2 separate regions of the Mus musculus genome follow, and region 2 is linked to region 1. Evidence: chromatin loops called from intact Hi-C (ENCODE). Cell type or tissue: heart. All regions are shown on one strand. Each heading gives the region's core, and the rest is flanking DNA. Links, peaks and the distances in the headings are about the cores only. Region 1 overlaps Fxn (frataxin). Region 2 overlaps Fam189a2 (family with sequence similarity 189, member A2).

Region 1 (12,571 bases), core at 1,849-9,848:
ACCATACCCTCCTGCCGCTGTGTGCCATGCCTCAACCCTGAAACAACACAGCCAGCCACCCACGGACTGTGTCAGTCTTCCCTTATGTTTTCTCAAATATTTGTCACAGCAAGGAAAGTCTGCATAACACAGTCCCTTCCCCTGATCTTAAATATACCCACACTCCCAAAATGGACTCACGTTGGCTAAAGAACGGCAGTGGGGAGCTGAAAACCTTCCCTGTGTAATCTGCTTGCAGACAGTTCTAAATGCCTTAATGCCCCTGGTAAGCCAGCATAGCAGCTGGCTTATCCCCCCCCCCCCCTCGGCCTTTGTCATTTGGGATGGCTGGAAGTCCTAGGGGAAGCGTCTAATCACTGTAGCCTGGCTGATAGCCGGCACTGAGCTCCGTAGTCTCCACCTTAGCAACCTTACCCTTCACTTCGGCAGATAGTACCATAGGGTGTCTGGTCACTGTCTGTCCATGGGTTCATCCATCCACAAACATAATATCATTCCCGTGTTTGGGCTGAAGCATGTAAAATGTTGACGGAGTCTGAGATTGAGATTGTCTGTTCTTAGGGGCTCAAAATGGTGGAAATGGTGGGGGGACAGCAGGCCCCCTGACATACAAGTCGATGCAGAGGCAGTTCAAAGCAGGAGATAGTCTGTAAGGACTCTGCCAAGTGGAGAGCCCCAGGTAGCCTTCCCAGAGCCACCTGCACAGTCCCGGAGCAAGAGGGGACTTCAGGGAGGATGCTGGAAGACAGCCCAAGCACTGCAAGTCAGGTCTCTCATGGGTGGCTTTCTGCTTGGCTTATTTTGGTTTTGGAACACACAACTGTTTAATTAATATCCACTCCTGGATCTCTCCAAAGACTGGGGATCAGAGAGTAAATTGAGAACGCAGTGGTTAGGAGAGCTGTCCCTGGTGTGGTCACCTAGCTGTAGAAGGTGACAGGTACAGGTGTGGAGCCCTTGAGGAGGCCAGGCAGATGTTGGGAGCCAAGCCAGAGTGATGCAACTTGTGCAGGCCCAGGCTGGTTAGGAAGGAGAGCAGACCTGGAAGTCACATCTGGAGAGTTAGTCCTTGGCATTCATTTGCGCTGGACCTTCAGGCCTCGCCACGGGTGGAACACCCAGGGGGACATTTATTGCCTGGGTAAGTCAGAGGTGACTGATTTCACTGAGTGTTAGCCTATAGCTAGCAGCAGAAAACTGTGGAATTGGGTAGAGAGCCATGTGTTTGGGAGAAGTTAACATTGAATGTGTATACAGGGTTTCAGTTTTTACAATGTGGGGGTATTTCTGAATGGCTCTAGAGTAACAATATGAATGGACTCAATACTACTCCACTGTGTAACTTAGTTAGTTACAGGCAAATTTAATGTTTTTTTTTCCCAAAGATAAAAGAGAGAAAATATATAAACTAGCAGCCGAGAATGAAGGTTCCAGAGGGGGAACGGGTTGCCTACAAGAAAAACTGCTTTTGAGCCCAAACGGCCCTGCTTTTCAGCAACTCTACTGGTTGCTAATATTTTGCTTTGTTTTTTGCCACCATGAACCTCTTTGGCAAAACTGAGATAGTGAGTCCTACCTCCACACTGTGGTCTAGTTGAAAACAGTTACCTTGTCCAGACACAGATCCAGGCACACACTGGGCTCTAAGTCAGAGGTTCTCAACCTGTGGCTTGTGACCCCTTTGGCAAACCTCTATCTCCAAATATACATTATGATTCATAACGGTAGAAAAATTACAGTTATGAAGTAGTAACAAAAAGTGTTATGATTGAAGGTCACCACAACATTAGGAACTGTGTTGTACTAGAAAGGTTACAAACCCCTGGCCTAAATAAAGAGAGATTAGTATGTCTGTAGAAGGTCTGTCTGGGTTTGTTCTGCCTGAATGCCCACATCTCCATCAGGAACTTTTGTGGGGTTGGTTTGTGTCGCTTGTTTTTGTCGTTGTTGTTGTTGTTGCTATCTTGTTTCATTTTTTGATAGGGTTTCACGTTGCCCAGGCTGGCCTCAACTAGGATGTAGCCAAGGATGGCCTTGAGTTTCTGATCTTCTACCACCTGAGCCCTGGGATTACGAAGCCTGACCCCTGTGGGGAGGGAACCCAGAGCCTTGTGTGTCATAGGCAAGGATTCTCCCAGGGGAGCCTCAGCATCAGACCTATCTCTTCCTTGGCAAACAGAGGCACAAATATTACAAGGTTGTTACCTTCCTGAATTACCTAATGAAACCCTATCTCAGAGAGAGAGAGAGAGAGAGAGAGAGAGAGAGAGAGAGAGAAGAGAGCACTACTGTCCCCTCCCGTGTCTATTGGTTACATTATTATCCATCCCAGCCTCTAGTTTATATAAATGGTTGGCTGTGTTTCTAAGAGTGTGCTGTGAGAATCCGTCCAAGTCTCCTGATTGGATTGGCCCTCTGCAGAGTGCACAGAAAGGCGGGGGTGCATCTGGGCAACAAGAGGCTCCCACCTGCTTTCCAGAAGCAATACCCGGCCCCTTTAAAGTGTGCTTAGTGCCTAGCCTTTGTTTCATATTCTGCATTCTAAGGAGACTAAAGCCCTCAGAGTGAAGGGCTCCTTTGTGGGGTGCTTTCAAATTTAAATGTTCATTTATTGGGTAAAAATGGACTGGCCAGTCTTTTGAGAGTGCAAGGCTTTTTAGAGGGAACTAAAGCTGTATGGAGTCTGGAGCACTCGCTGGATGTCTGGGAAGGGTCTGGAACTAACACAGGTAGGCCTGGGCCGCTCCGTCCGCTCTTCTAAGACAAACGAGAAAGGGCATGGATTACTTTCTTCTCCTTTTCTGTTTTGCGTTCTGTGGTGCAGCCTGCTGGCCTCAAACTCACCATCCCCCACCTTAGCCTCCCAAATCCTGACCTTACAGATTTTGCCACCACAATCACTTTCTTTCCGTGTTTTCGTGATGGACTCAGGTCTGACACTTGGACAGACGCTGTTAGAGTTTAGTCTGCGTTAGTACGTGTTGCGGTTGGCTAGCGGTCCTGTTTACCATGGCTGAGATCTCAGGCAAGACTTAACTTGTCTTGGCGACCACACAGGCAGAGAGAAAGCGCTATGAGCTTCAGGCATTCATCGTATGCTATTACGATTCATTCACTCGTGGTGGCTGCAGAGATGGCTCCGTGGTTAAACGCTTGCTACTTTATCATGAGAACCAGAGCCTGGATCCCAGCAGCCATATCACATCAGGTGGCTTATAGATGCCTGTAACTCCGGCCCTGCAGCTGTCCTGTGTGTCTCTGGCCTCTAAGGGCATTCATGCACATACACGTGAACAGAAACACGTGCATAAATAAACGTAAAACAAACCTCTGACCCTAAGAGTAACGTTCTTACCATACAAGCTCCTGTTTTTGAGCATTAAAGTTTGTTTGGTTTTGGTGCCAAGAATTGAACATGGGGTTTCCCAAAGCCAGAACACACTGCCAGTGGGCTGTATCCCCAGCCCCCTTTTCTTAATGGTGTCTGTTATATCCTTGGATACATGAAAGGCATTGAGATATGAGCATGTATATGAACGCGAGTGTGTATGTGCATACGTGTGTGTGTGTGTGTGTGTTTGTGTGTGTGTGTGTTTGTGTATCCAAACATAGGAGCTTGTATGGTAAAAACATTACTCTCAGGGTCAGAATGGGTCAGAAACGTATTTTATTTTTATTTATGTTTATATATTTACGTGTGTGTGTGTGTGTGTGTGTGTGTATCACAGTACTAACTAATCTATTTTTTCACACTTCCTGCCACCTGACCCCCTAGGATGGCGTGCTCACCATTAAGCTGGGCGGGGATCTAGGGACCTACGTGATCAACAAGCAGACCCCAAACAAGCAAATCTGGCTGTCTTCTCCTTCCAGGTATGTTCAGAAGTCAAAATCCATAAGGGGTAAACTCATCTGGAATGCGGTGTTGGGGACCGTTTGAGAGGGAGTCAGTCACTGGCTTTGCCGTGACTTTACGGCTGTCTGCCTCGGCAGGGAGGCTGGCTTGTAGTTGAACCCTTCTCCTCATTGATACCCGGGTTGCTATGCAACTCAGGCATCAGGATGTTGACAAGACCTGAAGCAGAAGGAACTGTTCAGAGCCTGGCCCAGACTGGTTTTCTCCAGTATATCATTCCCCAGAAGAGAAAAACCACTGGCTTGCCTTTGAAAATGATACTTTTGCCAGACACAGTCTTAACATAGCTATAGTCCCAGCACTCAAGAAGTAGAGGCAAGAATTCAAGGCCTGCCTTGGCTACATAGCCAGTTCAAAGGCTAGTCTGAGCTATCATGTAAGACCCTATAGCAAAAGCAAATAAGCAAATCTGGTCCATATAGTGCGTTCCAGGATAGCCAGGGCTATCCATAAGCCACTTTTGTTAGGTACAGTGGCACATACCTGCGATTAAAAATAATAATCATTCATTCATTCATTCATTCATTAAAAAGCTACTTTGAGGGAACTAGAGAGATGGCTCAGTTTGCTCTAGAAATCCTGAGTTCATTTCCCAGCAGCTACTTAGTGGCTCACAACCATCTCTGATGGGATCTGATGCCCTCTTCTGGTCTGTCTGAAGAGAGCGATAGTGTACTCACATACATACAATAAATAAATAGATCTTTAAAAAAAAAAAAAGCTACTTTGAAGGCTGAGGGCATATCTCAGTGGGAGAGTGCTTATCCAGTAATCTATAAGCCCTGGATTCAGTTTCCAAAATGGAAAGGTAGGAAGGAGAAAGAGGGAGGAATTTTTTATATTGTAGTATCTGAGAAAACTTGCACTTTGTCCTCAAAGTAAGTTAAACTTTAACTCCTGGCCTACTTTGAAGGTCTCTGTAACTCTGCTGGCAGAGCTGGGCTCTGACTCTGTCACAACGGGACGGGACGGTGATTTTTATCAGCAGCCCCAGGGCCCCCAGCCTCATGCCTGCCTGCCCCGTGGCAATGCCTGCAGTTGAAGGAGCAGCAGGATGCACTGCAGTCAGACCCTGTCTCAGAACTAAGGACTTACTGATAAGTATACAGCTGCTGCCTCAGTGGTCTGGGAACAGCCTAGCGATGCCCACAGGGAGCCTTCACACTAACCTCCCTGAGGCTCAACAGCAGTACTGAAGGAGACATTTTGAAGGAGCCGTGGGAAATCTCAGCTAGAAGCAGTGTGGAATTCTTTGGAAGCCTAATGGTATTGGCAGTTTTTAAAAGGTGCCAAGGTGTGGCTCAGTGGCAAAGAACTTGCCTAGCATGTGAGAGAAGGCCCTGGGTTGGAATACCACCACAACAAACACACAGCAAACAAAATGGTTACCACTCAGGCTGGAGAGATGGCTTAAGAGCCCTTCTGCTCCAGCACAAGGGCTAGAGTTCAAATCCTGGCATCCGTGTCAGGGTAGTCACTTACAAGAAACTCCAAGGAAACTCTTTTTAAACCCGTAATTGGAGCTGGAGAGATGGCTCAGTGGTTAAGAGCACTCACCAACTCCTCTTCCAGAGGACCCAGGTTCAATTCCCAGCACCCACATAGCACCTCACAACTATCTGTAATTCCAGGTCCAGGAGATCTGACACCCTCACACAGATAAATATGCAAACAAAACACCAATGCATATAAAACAAATACATTTAAAACCTGTAATTTTAGGTGCTAGAGAGATGGCTGAGTGGTTAAGAGCGCTGACTGCACTTCCAAAGGTCCTGAGGTCAATCCCCAGCAACCACATGGTGGCCCACGACCATCTATAAAGGGATCTGATGCCCTCCTCTGGTCTGCAGGTATACTTGCAGACAGAGCACTCATATATCAAAACAACATAAAAGCAGTTAATTTAAAAACCAGATTATCTGTTTTAAAAACTAATGTATATGAGAGGCTTGGGGGGGCGTCTCATAAGTAACCCCGCTTCATCACAATTACGTCATAAAGGGGGACGGGCCTTTATATGTCTGTGGGTGTGGATATGGATGTGGTTGAGTGTCCATACCTACAGTAGCCAGCAGAGGGAGCCAGATCTTCTGGAGCTGTAGTCACAAGCAGTTGTAAGCAGCCCAGGGTAGTGAAAGACATCAAACCAGTCCTGCGGAAGAGCAGCAAGCGTCCTTAACCACTGAGCCCTCTCTCCATCACCCCGGAAGTAATATCATATTTATCCAGACTGTCTTTCACAGGGCCATGATTATAACTTCTTATTTCAGAAGAAAACCTTTGAGGTCCTGTGGAGACAGAATTTCCTGGCCCCCTTGCCATAGAATGTGGGGGACGCCTGGGCCCCAGAATCTGGGCGCAGAACCCTGGACAATGTGGAGGGGTCTTGAGTTGTTCCAACTCTACCTGAGAGCAGGGCTGTGGTGCAGGATCAAAGAACATTCTTTGGTTTCTCCTGGTTTTGTTTTGCTTTCATGTGACCGGGGTACTTTGTGTTCAGAGAGGTTTCTGCTCTTGTAACGGAAGCCCTGCCTGTCCATTTGCCCTTTTCTCTGTATGTCCAGCATTTGATTGGCAGTATTAAAAGCCCTCGTGTATCTATACCTACACAAGATACTTCCCATCTCTTCCCTCTACCCTGCCTTCCCACCACACCTCAGTCTCCTCATGGTTTTGTGATGCTGGAGATCTAACAATGCGGTCACCACGCTGGGACCGCTCAAGCACTGTGCTGCTAAGCTGTGTCCCCACTCTTCTAGTGTGGGGTTCTTCGAAAGTTCCCTCGAGTGTTCTCAGTGGTGAACTCTCAGGGTTCATTGTCTGTTACTGTGTCCACTGTTCTCCAGGCCATGAGGAGCTAGAACGTGAGACAAGGGTCTTATACATCTGGAATAACAAATCATGGCCAACACCAGCTACCGATTTGTCCGCAGTACCGTGTATTAGTCAGCTTCACATCGCTACCCTGAATACCTGAGACAAGTTACCGATAAAAGGGAAAGGTTTCTTTATCTCGTGGTTTTCAAGGTTCAGGGTCCAAGACTGAGGAATGCAAGGGACGGCTACTTTAGCCTCTTATACAATGGTGTACCCTGATGGGAGAATGTGTAGGAACAATGTCCCATCTTAGGATGGGAAGCAGAGAAAGATCAGACAGGTCCCCCATTTCCTTTTGTGGACACATCGCAATGACCCCAGGAAGTCACTCCTCTTAAAGGTAGCAAAAGGAGGTAGTATAAAACCGCATCCCAAATGCTTTCTCCTCTCACCTGAAGAGTGGGGTAGATGCAGCAACAGAACGGGAAGGAAGGGGACACACTGATAGAGCTCTCAATTTCACAGCTTTAATTTTCAATAAAGAAAACTACTTTTAGCTAGAAATTATGGAGCAAGCCAGTAATCCCAACACTTGAGCGATAAAGGCAAGAAAATCAAGAGTTCAGGGTTATCCTTGGCTATAGAAGGAATTGGAGGCTAGCTGAGGCTATGGGAGACCCTGTCGAAAGAAGAAAGTTTTGTTTTGTTGGTTTTTTGAGGCAGGGTCTTAACTTGTGTGCTGGCTGGTTTTGTGTGTCAACTTGACACAGGCTGGAGTTATCACAGAGAAAGGAGCCTTCCTTGAGGAAATGCCTCCATGAGATCCAGCTGTGAGGCATTTTCTCAATTAGTGATCAAGGGGGAAGGGCCTAGCCCATTGTGGTTGGTGCCATCCCTGGGATGGTAGTCTTGGGTTCTGTAAGAGAGCAGGCTGAGCAAACCAGGGGAAGCAAGCCAGTAAAGAACATCCCTCCATGGCCTCTGCATCAGCTTCTGCTTCCTGACCTGCTTGAGTTCCAGTCCTGACTTCCTTTGGTGATGAACAGCAGTATGGAAGTGTAAGCTGAATAAACCCTTTCCTCCCCAACTTGCTTTTTGGTCATGATGTTTGTGCAGGAATACAAACCCTCACTAAGACACCTTGGATCCCTGGCTGGCTTGGAATTTGCTGGAGAGACCAAGCCAGCTTCTGTCCACTAATCGCTGGAATTAAAGGCCTGTACCACCATGCCCAGCAAAGTTTTTAATAATAGCACAGGTGGTAGCCAAGGCTGGAAGAGGCAAGGTAGCTGATTAGTAGGTATTAGGGCTTCTTTCAGGGTAATAGGGGTGTTTCGGATGTAGACAGAGTTAGTGGCGACACAGTAGTGTAGGTTGGGCATTGATCAGCACATCCGTGGTACAAAATTAGCATCACTTCCCAAACCTGGCTGTAAGATAGCATCTGTCCTAGGAAAAAAAGCGATGGAATGAATGTGCTGCAGAGAGTTTCACGGGGGCGGGGCTGTGGAGTGTTCCAGAGGACAGACTGCACAGTCAGTCGCCCTCAGGAAGGTGCTGAGGAAAGCAAAGGCTCGCCTCACTGCGTGTCACGCAAAGCCGCACTTGGTCTCTGGGTACCGGCAGCTCTGGATTCCGTTAGCTCTTCACTGAAAGGAGGAGGCATTTGTTTTTGGTTCACGGTGTCAGAGACTTTAGTTGCCGTTGCCTTTGGGCCTACAGTGAGACAGACCATGGCCAGGGAGATTTGATGGAGGGAAACAGGACGGACTCCCCATCGCCCATCCAAGGCACACTGCCAGTGACCTAACACACCACGTCTAGGCCTTACCAGATCAAGTTCCCACCCCCTGCAGTAGGGTCATGAGCTAGATCGTGAGCTTCTAACCACAGCTGCCGTGGGACTTTTAAGATTCAGTCCAGCCAAATGTGGTTGCTGATAATCCCAGCACTTAGGCTGAAACAGAAGAGTGCTACAAATTGAAGGGTAGCCTTGGCTACACAAGTGAGGTCCAGGCTACCTGTCCGGGGATACAGATAGGAATCTATCTTCAAAGACAGATCGATAAGCTGGGCAGTGGTGGCCATACGCTTTTAGTTCCAGCACTCAAGAGGCAGAGACAGGTGGAACTCTGAGTTCAAGACCGCCTAGTCTACAGATACAGTTCAAAGACAGCCAGAGCTACACAGGGAAATCCTATCTTGAAAAACAACACAAAAGTAGATAGATAGATAAATAGATAGATGGATGGATAGATAGATAGATGCATGTATGCATGCATACATACATACATACTCACACACACAGATTGATTTAGTCCAAACACAGTGGCTCTCCTGAAGAGGATCCTCACTAACTTACCATGAATTTGTTTTGTCTCGCAGCGGCCCCAAGCGCTATGACTGGACCGGGAAGAACTGGGTGTACTCTCATGACGGCGTGTCTCTGCATGAGCTGCTGGCCAGGGAGCTGACTAAAGCTTTAAACACCAAACTGGACTTGTCTTCATTGGCCTATTCTGGAAAAGGCACTTGACTGCCAGCCAGATTCCAAGACATTAAACACTGTCAGGTGAAGACCCCCAGCCTCCTCCTGTAGCTGAATGTCTGCCTTCCCATACCTGCTCCTGAAGATAGTCACACCGTGTGTGACAGCTCTGTGAAAAAAGTGTGTTCCCTCCCACCCTGTCCCCGGACCTGGCTCTTCATTTCTACAGACATTTGTTAGGATTATGTCATTTGCTCCCCAACCTGAGACCTCTGGTCTCTTAGAAAGTCTTATATGCTGGGCAGTGGTGGCGCACGCCTTTAATCCCAGCACTCGGGAGGCAGAGGCAGGCGGATTTCTGAGTTCGAGGCCAGCCTGGTCTACAGAGTGAGTTCCAGGACAGCCAGGACTACACAGAGAAACCCTGTCTCGAAAAAAAAAAAAAAAAAAGAAAGAAAGAAAGTCTTACACCACAAGTGTGTCCATGATATAACAGCCTCAAAATGTCTTACACTGTGTGTGCTAATAACCTACACCATGTGTGCTAATAACCTCCTGAAAAGGAAAAAGGCTCAGAGGGAGACATGAGTCGTTCCCACTCTTCCATTGTCTCTGAAAAGATACTCTAAAAGTAACTTCTAAATGTACCCAAGACTCCAAGTATGTACACTTCTGAGTCCTGAGCAGCAAAGAGTCAAAAGAAACCATCTTAAAATGCCCTTTCGTGCTTTGTCACCTACACTCGGTACCCAGGACCTGGTGCTATTAACTCTGTGCCTTCATAGTGGGGGTCATTTACACAGTTGGCAGCTACGACATGGACCTGAGATGTCTGAAAATTTTGAAAATTGAGCTGGGCATGGTGGGGCATGCCTTTAATCCCAGCAATCAGGTGGCAGAGGCATGCAGATATCTCGGTGAGTTTGAGGCCAGCCTGGTCTATAAATCCAGGAGAGTCAGGCCAATTACACAGAGAAACCCTGTCTAAGGAAAATACGAAGAAAATTTGAGCTGGAGAGATCACTTAGTCCACACAAGCATGAAGACTCAAGTTTGATCCTAGGCGTCCACGTTTAAAGCCCAGGCATATTCTTCACTCGGAAAGTGGAGATGAGGGGCTTGCAGCCTCAGCAGTAAGCCTGGGGTCTCTGAGAAACACTATTTCAAAGAAGGAAACTTGCCTGGCTTCAGTTGACCTGTCCTACACATATGTGCACATGCACTAGTATAGACATAAACATGCACACAAATTCACACATGTTAAATAAATGCAGAAATAACTACAGGCAAGGAGGACAGACAAAAATCCCTACCATAAACCAAAGAACTAAACAGTGTCATGGAGCCGAGGTCTCGGTTATCCATGAGAGAGATGTCTGTACTGGTACAGAGAGCCCGGCCCTTCATTTCCAATCTACTCAGGGAGAGGGTAGAATATAGCTGATACCTGACATCCAGTGGAGTGGACCTATCAGGCCATCCACAAAGCTCTCCTTGTTCCCACTGGGTAGGTGGAAGAAATGGTATTGTTCTTGCTACTGCTCTGTTAGAATTTCAGATGAATTCCTAGGGAGCTAGCAGCTGCCCCTTGCTCTCTCTGCTGAATCCGGAGCACCATTGCCCTGCCTTAAGTGTGACAGGCTGCGCTTTGTACTGGAAGCAACACAGCTCCAGAACACCCACACGGAGCAACTCTAAACTCGGGTTTGTTTCGGGTTCAGTTCGTTTCTAACTGAAGGAAAATTGAGAGCAGGGACTCTAGCCCAGTGTGAAGGCTTGCCTAGCATGCAGAAGGGCCCTAAAGTTCCATCCCCACACTACAAAGGGCTGAGAGATTTGTCAGTGACAACTCTTATGCAAATGCCCAGCAGAGGCTATGCAGGGTGAACTGAACACATTACATCATAGACAAAACAATGGAACAGTGTAAACAGGCTAAGTGACTATTTAAGATATTTCCTTCTTCACAATTTTTTTTTTAGTCTGGTGGAAATTTTTGAGTGGTGTAAGTCGGTGCTAGAGAGATAATAAATAGGACCATGTGTGGACATGCCTATGGGTGTCCCTTTGTCTTCTTATGAAAGACACACACACACCCCACACCCCGCTTGACCCTTATCAGACCTTCAGAATGTGCACAGGGCGCGTTCTGAATGTGTATGGACGTTAGGGAGTCAGATGTTATGGGCTCCTCCTGGACCAGTTTTTGGACTTCTTAACTTTCACTTTATGTATTTCTCTGACTGGGTTTCAAGGCAGCCTCGATCACACTTAAGAGAGAGTATGAACACTGTGTTGTGTGAGTCAAGTCATTCTGAACTCCAGGCATGGGGATGCTCTTCTGTAGTCCTGGCACTTTGAACTCCAAGGCTCAAAGGTAAAAGAAGGATGGAAGTTTGGACTTGAGATTTTGTTTGGTCATTGTTTTTGTGACATTGATATGTAGCCCAGACTGACTTGGAATTTAAAATAAGTCTCCTGCCTTTGTCTCAAAGTGCTAGGACTACAGGTGTGCCACCATGCCTGATGAGTTAAAATTGTGATATACAACTGCCTAGGTTTTCCGATGCACAGTTCAAGATACCACTATCCAAAGACGACAGTAACTGTGATGGGGTATAAATGGTGCCACCCACCAAGAACTGCTCAGACTGAACTGCAGAGATAGGAGCATCGAAAATTCAAGCCTGAGCCACATAACAAGACCCTGTGTGACTCATATCCTAGCCAGGCATGGTAGCGCACATCTTTAATCCCAGCACTCAGAGGCAGAGACAGGATGATCTCATGAGTTTGAAGTCAGCCTCGTCTAAGTAGTGGGTTCTAGGCCAGCCACACAAAAGATAAACTCATATTCTGGAAGCAAGCTGAAAATAAACCCCACACCATGAGCCACAACACAAGCCTAAGACCCGGGAGTGTTTCCTCATTCCGTAGTCTAGTCACCACAGACAACATTGTAGCTACATTGCTACATGTTCGGTCTATAAACACTAGAAAGCTATTTTGTTGTTATTCTAGATTTGTTTTCTCTGGTGCTGGGGATTGGACTCAGGGCCTTAGCATGCTCACTGAATGTTTTGTCGTTGAACTATGTTCCTAGCTTCTGTGTGTGTGTGTGTGTGTGTGTGTGTGTGTGTGTGCACGTGCACATGTGTTAGAGCTAAGTCTAATAAGTTTGATATTTTCATTAAATAGTCACTTTGTAATAAGCCTTCTCACATTGCACCTGCCCCAATTTAAACCCATTAACCACCTCTAAAGAAAAAACAATGTCTGTAAGGGTGAACTTTGTGGGGATCCAGGGTTGCCAAGGGAACTCACTACCTTCCATCCTGTAAGGCCAA
Region 2 (12,571 bases), core at 2,051-10,050, 250 kb after region 1:
GGCTTCATTGGAAAAGACATCTATCAGTGAGGATCTATTAGAATTAGAAATGTAAATCACATTCTACTTGGCCACTCCTTTCCTAAGACTTTGTCCAACCAGAATAAAAGCACACGTCTTTAAAGATACATTCATAAAACCACGAGTGTTTATGGTTGTATTGTTTGCAAGAGTAGAAAGCTGGGAGTGAACGCCCACGAATATGGAAATGACTGAATGCATTAGGCGCGGCCACACAATGGAAGGTTACACGGCTGTCACTCTGAAATGAATTCCAGCTATTTCAGTGGAGTTGACAAGATTCCAATGAAGTACTTACTCAGATCAGAAAAAAAGCGGATCTGTTACGGTGACATTGTGGGAACCACACCCTTCTGCATATGTGCACACACACACACACACACACACACACACACACAAAACCATTTACATATATAATAACATTTTAGGGAGAAATTTGTACTTACATAAAATACATTAAATGCACTAACTTGTGAGTGTGGAGGAGGAGGGAGGCTGAGGCTGATACAGAAATAGAAAGTGTAGCTTAGATTCATCTTTGTTTTATGGCTTTTGTGTCCCGAGCTGGACGCTTCATCTTAATACTGTTTTAATGGAAGAAAGAGAATGTCCCTGAGAGCCGAACCACAGGACATTCTGAGACAGTGACACAAATAACAAACATCAATGAGTAATTCAAATCATCGTTATTTTCTACCCAAGTGGGCAGTCTGTGTTTTCCTCAAGACCAGGGACAATTTCAGTCTTGTTTTCACACAAAAACAGTTTGCATTTCCTCAGCGAAGTCCAGTCCCAGCATGGTGAGGAGGAGGCAGAGACACACAATGAGGACACACAAGCAGATGTTTGTACGCAAACATGCACGAGCATATGTCCCCACACAGGAGATGCACGCACATGTACATACAACGCATGTTCTCTTGCAAACGTGGGCACGTGTGAGTGTGCTCATATACTCACTGGATATCAGGGCTTTCTGAAGGATCTGTCATCATGGTGGCATCAGTCTTTTGTGGACTTTTGTTTTGTTTTGTTTGAGAACAGGCTGACTTTGTGAGCTTCCTGCCTCAGCATCCTGACCCAGCTCAGTGTTTTTCTCTGATGAGACCCAGGGGTTATTTCTTTTACTTAACATCTCTCAGGAGGCCAGAGTGAGGAGACTTAGCTAAGGTCACATGACTGACTTTTTCCGAAGCTGAGCAGGAGACCTGAACCCTGGGTCTCCTGACCTCCAGTTCCAAAGTAGAGAGTCAACGCAGCCCACATTCTAGGGATGAAGGCAAGCAGAATCCTTTCAGAGTTAATGGAACTGTACAGATAGAGTGAAATAGAAGGAAACCGACATGTGTCTGCGTATACGGGGTTCTGGGTCAAGGTTATCTGAGTGTATTTTGTCCTCTGATAGCATGGTGATATGGGCTGATTCCAACTCTGTTGGTGAGACGGGTCATTGCAGGTGAGCCTGTGTGTTAATCTGAAAACCCTCACCTGCTGTGTAGTTAGTAAACAGTAATTGTGGATGTGTGCGTGGCAGGGATTTGGGCAAGGGAGATGCTCTGGGAAGGACACTCCCCCTCACTGTGCTTGGTGGACACACCCTGCTATAACAGGGGAAGTGTGCTCAAGAGGCCGCAGGGTGTCTTGAGTGAGTGATTATTACTTTAATTCTTCTTTCTGGTGGCTTAGTGAACTGTGCCTTCCAAAAGGTTGTATTTTGGCAACATTCTGGTTCTTCTTTAGCAAGAATTTTAGTGTGTGTGTGGTTTTTTTTTTTTTTTTTTGTTTTTTTGTTTTTTTTTTTTTTTTTTTTGGTTTTTCGAGACAGGGTTTCTCTGTGTAGCCCTGGCTGTCCTGGCACTCACTTTATAGACCAGGCTGGCCTCGAACTCAGAAATCCGCCTGCCTCTGCCTCCAGAATGCTGGGATTAAAGGCGTGCACCACCACGCCCGGCTAGTGTGTTTTTTTTTATTGAAGCATTGTTGTGCAATTCAAGAGCTTTCTCTCTGGACTTCCTCTTTGTGGTGTGAATGATGGGTGACTGTCATTTGTTGATAGTCACGTGACAGGCACTATGCTAGGTGCCATGGATTCAGACAGGACAGGAGCACATGGCAGAGGTGTGGACATGCACCTCTTAAAGGATGACCATTGAGTTTGTGTGTGTGTGTGTGTGTGTGTCTGTCTGTCCATGTATATGCATGTGGGTGCCACCTTGCCTGACTTGGGTGAAACTGAACTCTAGTCCTCTGTAAGAGCAGCAAGTACTCTTAATTGCTGAGATATATCTCCAACGCCCAAATATGGAGTTTTTAAGAGGAAAAAAAGAAGTTGGTATATACAAGGCAGACATGTGGAGTGAAGAGATTATGGAAGGCTTCTTGGAGGAGGTGACAGGTAGGGGCTTGTAGGTGGGTAGGAGTTCTTGGGCAGCTGGGAGGGCCATCGAGAGGGATGGGTATGGGAATAAAGAGGACACGGCACAAAGTCCTGGAATGTGTAGCCTGGATGGCTGAGGAGAGACAGGACAAGGTGCTTGGAAGTGAGGAGTGGTGTGTGTGTGTGGTTACAGGAATCTGGAACCCAGGCTGCAAGCTTTGCCTAGGAGATACCCTCATGGGTTTTGTCTGCCACTTTGGAGTGTACCTGTCCCACGAAGGTACTTGTGTAAATCATAGACTGAATGTGACTGCAGACTGGGTATATGGAACTTGGCTAGAGATACTGATGTTTTTACCGCCACAAATGAAAACATACACAGCTAGTAAATGTGCTTTGTAGTTCTGTAAGATGGCCCAGCGTGGTTTGCCATGGCTTATATAATCTGCAAGAATGGGAGATGTTTCACTAGCATGTTCTGGGCTGATGACACATTTTTCCTCACAGGTGATACTCTCTGGAATCATTGGATTGACGACTTGGAAAAGGCCCATGATACTGCTGGTATGTACAGACCACGTGACACTTCTCTTTACTATGAAGCCCATTGAAGCAAACGGTTGACATTTTTTTTTTAAGCATTCTTGTCTATTGGAAAATAAGTTGCCAGTAGATACTTTAGAAGTAAATGTTCCTAGGCAGGTGGTGGTAGAACACGCCTTTAATCTCAGCATTCAGGAGGCAGAGGCAGGTGAATTTCTTGAGTTTGAGGACAGCATGATCTACAGAGAAACTTACCAGGAGAGTCAGAGAGGGCAACCACAGAGAAACCCTGTCTCAAAAAGCAAAAAGCAAAAACAAAAACAAAAACAAAACCCATAAATAAATAAGCAGCAGATGTCCCTATAATAATAATAATTAATAACAATAATAATAGATGATAATCTTGATAGTTTATGATTTGCTTTAAGCTCTATACATATTACATGTGTACATACATATGTATGTATATGTGTGTATGTGTGTGTGTTTCTAGTTCCAGAATATAATAGGAAAAAACATTTGTTTAGGGCTAAGCAGACAGCTCAGGGGTTAAGAGGGCTTGCTGGGCAAGCAACAACACCCGATTTCCAGCACACAATAAAAGCTGGCCATGGCAATGTGTACCTACAGCCCCATCACTGAGGGGTGGAGATAGGTGGGCCCTGGAACTTAGATAGCCACTGGATCATGCTCAGTAAGAGGTCCTGTTTTAAGTATAAGGTGGAGAATGGTGGAAGAAGACACCTGTCATTCTCCTCTGGTCTCCACATGAGTGTGCACAGATACGCACACACACACATGATCCCCCCTCCACCCCCACACAATGTCTCCTCACTGTGGGTACAAAAGTAGAGGGAACAATATAACTATAATTCACGGTACCTATTCCCCAGCTCTTAACCTAACCTCCTACACACTCTGCATCCTTTTTCTTCTTTGTCACAAGCAAACCACATTTATTAACCACAAACGTATTACTTTTTGTTTCTGAGATTTGCTACATTGTCTTCTTAGCCTGCACATGTTAATTTTCTTAATAATGTAGACGTTATCAGTTTTCTGTGGTAGAGCTGAAATGAATGTTCCAACATGAACCGTTTTCCCGTGTCCAGTGGCAGTGCAAATGACCAGAGCCTTTGTCCTTTTCCTTTCCCTGCTATGGGAGTTTAAGAGATGACAATAGACAGACACATGGAAGTGGAGTCTATGTAACCGCCAAGTTTAAAATAGAGTAGGAAATTTGTTTTGCATTGAAGAGTATGTAACATCTTACACATGGTAGCTTTTCTTCTTACATTTTTTTCATATCTCTTGATATAGGATTTAATTATTCCCAGAATTCATTTTCAAAATTGGTTTTGTTTTATGGGTGGAGGCTAGAAGACAACCTTGGTGTCATCCTTGAGAACTCTGTCTCCTTTGAGACTGTGTCTGTCACTGAGCCTAGAGCTGATGACTTAGGCTACAGTGGCTGGCCAGTGAGAGCCAGGCATCCTCCTGCCTCCCTGTCCCAGCATGTGCCACCATGCTCAGCATCTTTACTAGGGTTCTGCAGACCAAATTCAGGTACTCATGCTTGCATAACGAGCATTTTACTGAGCCATCTCTCCAACCCCAAGAGTCATTTCAGACATACAGGGTAGGAGGTGGCAAGCCCCTTCCAGTTCCATGCCATGGTGAGACAACATGATGCAGAACAGAGGGGTCAGGGTCGCGGGTCCCCACACTGCTTTGAGAATCTTGAGCTCCAACATGCTTTCAACTCTTCAAGTAATATAGGCAGCATTTTGTTACGCCATCGTTTATTGCGTTTGCTGGAATGCCTTTAACATATTGGAAAGGGCAAATCGTGGGTGTAGCATTTAATAGGTTGGAAAGCAGGATAGGAGTGAAGGAGGTGTTGGGTGAACCCATGGCTCATAGCTGAGGCGTGTTTTGCTCAGCTGTTTGGGATTAATGTCTGCAGGAGGAGGGTGGATGGACGGCGTTCTTTGTTTGTATCTGGCTTTGGGGTATTGTTGGCTATTTGGTCAGTACTTTATTAATACTTTATTAAGGTATTAAGGTGAATGAGGATAAGAAAATCTCCTGTTTGTATTCTAAGATTTCCAAGTGACAAAAAGTGGATGGAGTTCAGGAAAGCCCACTTCTGGGACACTCGTGATACACACACACACACACACACACACACACACACACACACACATTTGAGCATTAACAAGTGTAGGTGAAAATTACATTAATAAAAGTAACTTACATAGTTTGTTGTAAAGTTGTACCCATTTTAGGGGCCTTGGCGTGGTCATGAAGACCTGCCTTTGAATATCTAGTAACCACATACAAAAGCTGTGCATGGCTGTGCCTGCCTGTGCCTGCCTATAATCCAACATTGAGGGCCAGATATAGGCAGATCCTGTGAATCCATTGGCCAATACAGCCTCACCAACATGATGAGCTTCTTGTTCACTGAGAGTCCCTGGTCAAGGCATTACGTCAGTGAGTAACAGAGGAAGTCCCCACTGTCCTGCTGTGGCTTCCATATGTACATACATGGATACATGCACTGACATCCACACACGTGCCCCACACATATGTGCCATACGAAGAACATGCAGCATGCATAACACCCAGAAAAGTTATAACCAGCATGTATATACTGTCTCATGTCCCACCTTTTCAGGTCACTGTAAATTAGTATTAGGTAACACTGTTTCTGCATGTGCCACTCATTGTTGCCGAGCAGTCTGCTACTGTATTTCTATCATTAACTTTTGTCATAAGGCCAGGCGTTCGAACTGTGACGTTGTAGTGGCAGAATATTGGATAGAGAGTGTCATTGTGGCAGCTAGTTTTTGTCAATGTGATATAAGCAAGTGGTGCCTGGAAAGAGGGAAATTGAATTGAGAAGATGTGTCCTTCAGATGGTCTGTGGGGTATTTTCTTGATTGATGACTGGTGAGGGAGGGTTAGCTCACTGTGGGCGGTGCCACCCCTGGGGGCAGGTGGTTCTGAGTGCTATAGAAAGCAGGCTTAGTAAGACATGAAGACCAAACCAGTAAGCAATACTCCCTCCTGGGCTTTGCTCTAATCCTGCTTCCAGGTTCCTGCCCTGACTTCCCTCAGTGATAGGGTGTGACCTGAGAGTTGTGAGCTGAGATAAATGCTTTCTTCCTCTAGTTGTTTTCAGTCAGCGTTTTGTCAGAGAAACAAGCGAACTAGACTAGTTGTAAAATATTAATCTAACTTAAAGTAAGTGATATGATTTTATAACTTAAAATAAGGGCTTGCAACTGGGTAAGGCTGAGACTGTCAGCTCATAAGTTAAGTCTCAGTCACTATGCTACATGGGTTTATATGCATCTTAGTAAGACAGCATTATAGCCAGGTGTAGTGATGCATGCCTGTAAAACCAGCATTTAGGAGGCTGAGGCTGACCATGGAGAGTTCAAGGCCAGTCTGTACTACTTAGAAGACCTCTTCTTACGCAACAAAACCAACACAAACAAACGAAGCAGCGGCTGAGAGATGAGAGATGGCTTAGTGTTTCTTGCAGAGGATTCAATTCCCAGGTGGCTCACAGCTGCCAGGAACACCAGCTTCAGAGGATCTGATGTCCTCTTTGTCCTCTGGAGGCACACATGTGCACACACACACACATCTCTCTCTGTCTCTGTCTCCTCTCTCTCTCTCTCTCTCTCTCTCTCCCTCTCCCTCTCTCTCTCTCTCTCTCACACACACACACACACACACCCTGCACCAAATACATTAGTTTAAGAAATGAACACAATGTGTGTAGAAAGAAACTGGCAGTGCCTTTCAGCTGTGCCTGGCTCTTCCTCTGAACCACACAAGTCTGCCTTTTGGAGCTTAGTTTTCCTGCCTTGAGAAGATAACTTCGTAATACAGGCTCAACTCTCCCCTCCCCCTCCCCCCACTTGGGTGTGTATTGCACCCCTCCCTCCCTCCTTTCCTTCCTTTCTGTGTTGCCCAGGTTCCCCTCCCTTGCTTCCTGAGTGTTGGAATGTGCCAGAGGTCAATGTAGGGAAGAGGCCTTGTTGCATTAGAGAAACCAGTGGGGCCTTTTTTTTTTTTTTTTTTCCAAGACAGTCTCAACTTTGAACTCCATGTGTAACTGAGGCTGGCCTTGTTCTCTGCACCCTCCTGTCTCTGAGCCCCAGAACTGGGATTTTAGGGATGCTTCAGTGCACCTGGGGCATTGTTTTGCAGATCTGGGTTTAGCTGTCCAGCTTTGGCACCTCCTGGCTTCACCTCCCCCTTCACATACTGGGCATTGCTTGCCTAGGTCTTTCTTCCCCTAGCCCAGTGCTTGGCTGTGGGTTTCTTTGGCTCTCAGCTCAGCAGCCACAGCCACACCCTGAGGAGGCACTTTCCCTGGCTACCCCAATGACTGCTTCCTGCTTTCCAGAGTGTAGTGACCTAGCCAAGAGCATTGAGGCAGCCTGCTTAGCCTGTGGACTGGCTGCTTAGGGTTCTGTGTGTCTCCCCAGGAGGCTCTTCACTTCCCCTTCCAGCTCTAGGGCCAGTTCACTCTTATGCTTCTGTGGCTGTGTGGAGGAGGCTGGGGCAAGACTGGCCATTGGCCCCCATCCAGCCCCTTGGGAGACCAGCTGTCCTCGTTTCCAGTTATGTCCACACCAGCCTGGAACATGTGAGTGTTCCTTTGTAAGGAGCAGTCCTTTTGTGTGCCCTCTTCTGATTGTGACTGCGATTACTTCAGGTTGTTGATCAGCTTGAACAAAAGAGGGTCAGTTTGTCCCAGTTCCTTCAAACTCACGTTTCCATGGAAACCCAGACCTTCATTCATTGGCTACTATCAGCAGAGCACTCCCATGCCCAGGACAATGATAGTGCTGGAGAATAGGTTTTAAATACTTGTGGTTGTCCTTAGGGTAAAGCATATGCCTGTATGTAGCAGTCTAGAGTAAGTATTTTGCACAAAAGGCTAACATTTTCCATGTTTAAAGTATATTCTTATTTTTCTGCTTCTTATTCCTTTTGGATTTTAACAAAAAGTTTTGAAATTGTTTAAAAAAAAATCAGACTCTGTTCCAGAGATGGCCTCGAAAATTGTCATGTATGGGTACCTCAGTTAGTAAACAGAATTGTCTTAATTACATGCTTTTCCTCGGTAGTGCGTTAGTAAGAATCACCGCCATGAACATCCAGCTGCCCAGTAGAGTTTTGGTTGCTCATGAAGTGGTAGTTGGAACTGATGCTACTTTCTTGTCAGTGTGGAGTAGGTGGGGTGCATGTGACCCGCATACTGGTGTAAAGGAAGCTCTGTCATCAATGTAACAAACAAAGGCTCAGGGCCAGGGTGATGGTTCTAGCCTGATGGCCTGACTCGATCCCCAGGACTCATGGCAGAAGGAAAGAACAGACTCTTACAAGTTGCACTCTGACCTCCAGATGCATGCTGTGGCATGCCCCCAACAAACAAACAAATAAACAAACAAACAAACAAACAAATGTATATCTCGGATTCCATGTAGTTATTTTATTTTATTTGAACAGGTCTCATTATATAACCCTGGTGGCCTTGGAACTCACCATGTAAACTGGATGGCCTTGAACTCACAGAGATCTGCCTGCTTCTGCCTTCTGTGTGCTGGGATTAAAGGCCTGTGCCACTATGCACGGCCGGTTCCATTTGTTCATTCTTACTTGTAGGTGTCCTAAATTATACCTCACAGCGAGGACAAGAAATGGTAACTACGGTGGCTACTTAAAAACGATTCTTTGATTGTGCCAGCTTCATTAGAATGGTTAGAACAAAATGGCTTAACTATACTATACATTCCTCCCTTCATTTACTCTACATAAGGTAGGCCAGGGATCTGGCTCTGTTTCCCAGCACTTAGAGACCCGGGGGCCCTTCATCTGTTGAGAGAATCATGGGAGACTAACATGCTTTGTTTGAGGACTAACCTTCAAGATTGATTAACTAGAGAGTCACGCTTCCTGAGGCCCTGAAGAACTGGAGTCTAAACCAGCACATGCAATTGAGGATTCTCTGCATACAAATGAGATGGGCCGTGGGGCTCTTTGGCCCCATGTAGGCTGCTGCATTCAAAGACATCTTGTGGCTGACCATAACTTGGAATGAGCCCTGATTATTTCACAGTGTATGAGACCTAGATTTAACGCTGACACATTACCACTAATTATTAGGTACCCGTGAGGCAATCTTGTAATTTATGTGTCTGTGAAATAGGTGCCTTGATTCAGAACAATATTTTGCATCCTTCTTACTGTGCCATTAGAGATTTCCAGAACCCTCCCTAGTTATTTTGATGATATTTTAATTTCAGATGGGCATTGTAAGCTCCCTTTGTATAAGTTGTAATTCAGTGACCATACACTCTTCTATCATTTGCTTACTCTTCCTCCCCCCTTCCCTTCCCTTCCCTTCCCTTCCCTTCCCTTCCCTTCCCTTCCCTTCCCTTCCCTTCCCTTCCCTTCCCTTCCCTTCCCCTCCCCTCCCTTCCCTTCCCTTCCCTTCCCCTCCCTTCCTTCTTGTTGTTTTGAGATAGAGCATCATGTATCCCAAGCTGGCCTCGAAGTAGCTATGTAACCAAAGATGGTTTTAAACTTCTCATCCTTCTGCCCCCACTTTCTGGATCCTAGGACTATAGGCATGTGATTCCATGCATGGTTTTCTTTGATGCTGGACATCGAATCTAGTAGGTCCTTTGCGTACTAGGGAAGCATTCTACCAAGTAAGTGAGTTGCAGTCCTAATGCCTCCCTCTGTTTTTTAAGGCATAAGAATGTCTGGATAGCTGGGTATGGTGGTGCTTAAGGATAATCTCAGCTACTTGGTAGGCTGAGGCAAAACATCACAAGTTTGAGGCAGATCTGGGTTAACTTAGATTCCGTCTCCAAAGGAAAAAAAGCTAGATATGTAGCTGAATGGTAGAGTGCTTGTCTGACAGACAGACAGACAGGCAGACGGACAGACAGACAGACAGACAGGCAGACAGACAGACAGGCAGGCAGGCAAACAGACAGACAGACAGACACACTAACCCCCCCCCCCATGTATTCCATTCAGCACTCTGGAGTTGAGGGTCTCTACATTTGTGAGTCCTGTGAGAAGCAGGGCCAGCTCCAGCAATGGAGGCTCTAGGGACACTTACTTCTGAGCGTCAGCAGTCATGGAGGAGGGAGGCTGTGTCCCAGTCACCGACTGGAATGTCGGCTGGGGTGTCCACATAGAACAGCCAGAGTGCCTTATAATCCGTGAGGTGACGGAGACAGCAAAGCTAAGGCTGATTTTCCTGCGTGACCTTCATAGAGGTCCCAGCACTAAGTACCCTTGGCTCCCTCTCAGGTTCCTGTGGATTGTGAGCCACCTGATAGCCTTGCAAGAAATGCCTTCTCTACCTAAGACGCTGAATTAGCTTCTCTTGTTAGCAACATAATTAAGAACTCCAGCATAATATGGCAGTGATTTCTCCCCCTCATGAATCCAATTTAACATATACACACACAACATATATGTACACATAAATATGTAGATCTGTTTTAAAGCACTAGACATTTATGGTAATTCAGTGATGAGCAGGAGGCCCAGGGATGCTGACACTGGACAGTATCATTGTAGGTACCTGGCTTAGATGGGGTAAGCTGGATAAGGGGGTTAAAGGCTTGGATGGTCATAGCAAGAAGTTGTACCATAAAGGTGCCCTAGGGTGCCTGTTGGAACCCTTTAGTAATGAGAATGGATTGCTAGGTATTCTGCATACTCTTGGAGGATCCAGGTCTGTACTGGCTCCCCTAATTTGTTGTGAAAGTCTGGGCGTGGTTGATCACCTCTATGAGACTAAGTCCCATATATTTGGCATCTATCTCTGTCTATAAATATTTTATCTGTCTGTATCTCAAATACACAACTGTGGCATGGTATAATTTACAAAATGACTTTTCAACAGGGGATTGCAATATTTAATCTTCACTGTCAACTTTCTGGGCTCAGAATCACCTAGAAGATTCTGAGGTGCAGCTTTTGATGCCTGTGAGGGTGTTTCCAGAGGACTGATTATGCAGAGAGGACACAGCCTAAATGTGGGGAGCAGCAACTCGACACAAGCTAGAGTCATCTGGGAAGAGGCAATCTCAACTGTGAAAGTTGCCTCAAGTTGGTCTGTAGACAGGCCAGGGCAGGCATTGTCTTGATTAATGATTGATATAGGAGGGTCCAGCCAACCATGGGCAATGACACCCCTGGGCAGGTATTCCTGCATGCTGTGAGAAAGGTGGCTGAAAGTGAGCTGGGGAGCCAGCCAGAGAGAACGTTCCTCATGGTCTCTGTTTCAGCTCCTGCTTTGAGTTGTTGTTGTTGCTGCTGTTGCCGTTGCTGCTGCTGCTGTTCTTCTTCTTCTTTTTAATTCATTTTCCCTCTTATTGAAAATAGATTTTTTCATATAATCCTAATTATGCTTTCCCCTTTTTCTACTCCTCCCAGCTCTTCCCCACCTCTCCTCCCTGTCCTTTTCCATCTCTTATTAGAAAACACATAGGCTAGGGGAATGCCAGGGCCAGGAAGCAGGAGTTAATGGGCTGGTGAGCAGGAGGAGGGGGGGTGAGGGGGATAGGGGGTTTTCAGAGGGGAAATGAGGAAAGGGGATAACATTTGAAATGTAAATAAAGAAAATATCTAATAAAAAATGAAAAAAGAAAACAAATAGACTTTGAGGTGATATTAATAGAATAAAACAAAAATGAACACATCAAAATTGGACAAAAACGAACATAAGGAAAAGGACCCCAGAGAAGGCACAAGAGTCAGAGGGCCACCCATCCATACACCCAGGAATTCCATAAAACACTAAACTAGAAAGCCTCCGAGAACCGGGTGCTTACCGTGCCTCTGTGAGTTCATATGGACTGGGTGCAGACCCGAGTAGCTCTATGCTTACCGTGCAGCTGTGAGTTCATATAAGCTTGGATCATGTACATGCTCAAGGTAGACTGATTCCCATCCTCCTGAGGAACTGCTACACTGGTTTCCATGGTGGCTGGACAAGTTTGCGCTCCCACCAGCAATGGATGGGTTTTCTCCTTCCTCCACCTCCTCACCAGCATGAGCTGTCTCTTTTTGAAACTGATCGTAGCCATTCTGACAAGCGTAAGATGAAATGGCTAAGGATGTTGGACATTTCCTTAAGTATTTCTTAGCCATTTAACTTTCCTCTTTTGAAAGTTCTGTATGGATATCTACCCTATTTTAAAATTGGGTTTACTTATTTATTTATTTATTTTTTGATATCTAGGTTTGTGTGTGTTCTTTATGTATTTTGGATATTAGCCTTCTAATTGAATGAATAGTTGGTAAAAGTTCTTTCCCCACTCTGAAGGCTGCCACGTTGTCCGAATGATGTGCCCTTTGCCATGAGGTTCGGTTTTACTTGATTCTATTTATTAATTGTTGATTTTAGTGCCCACACTAACGATGCTCTGTTCAGGACGTTTTCCTGTACCAATCAGTTCAAGGCTCTTCTTCACTTTCTCTTCTATCAGGTTCAGTGTATCTGGTTGATATTGAGGTCTTTGGTCCACTTGAAATTGAGTTTTGTGTAGGGTGATAAGTATGGATCTTTGTGGATTC

The links. Hi-C counts contacts between places; a loop is a spot of excess contacts. Peaks named below come from ENCODE experiments on the same cell type or tissue, not always from the same donor. Only the 100,000 strongest peaks of a DNase experiment are listed, where the experiment ranks them.
Region 2: it touches region 1 in a loop (3-fold over the local background); 2 of 42 quality-filtered maps call a loop at or near these places.

The regions. Positions count from the first base shown.
Region 1 is chr19:24,258,604-24,271,174 of GRCm38, reverse strand. It overlaps Fxn (frataxin), which reads left to right. Exons shown (of 5, transcript NM_008044.3): 4 at 3,776-3,873; 5 at 9,122-11,630. The coding sequence ends at 9,272. Among named protein-coding and RNA genes, the nearest start is that of Fxn, 16 kb to the left of the region's middle. In heart, for the core only: CTCF peaks have their summits at 5,762 (motif pointing left) and 5,984 (motif pointing right); a DNase peak (open chromatin) is centred at 5,994.
Region 2 is chr19:24,011,997-24,024,567 of GRCm38, reverse strand. It overlaps Fam189a2 (family with sequence similarity 189, member A2), which reads left to right. Exons shown (of 11, transcript NM_001114174.1): 2 at 2,906-2,962. Among named protein-coding and RNA genes, the nearest start is that of Fam189a2, 13 kb to the left of the region's middle. In heart, for the core only: no CTCF peak of the experiment used is centred there; DNase peaks (open chromatin) are centred at 6,517, 6,937 and 7,487; H3K27ac peaks cover 2,294 bases.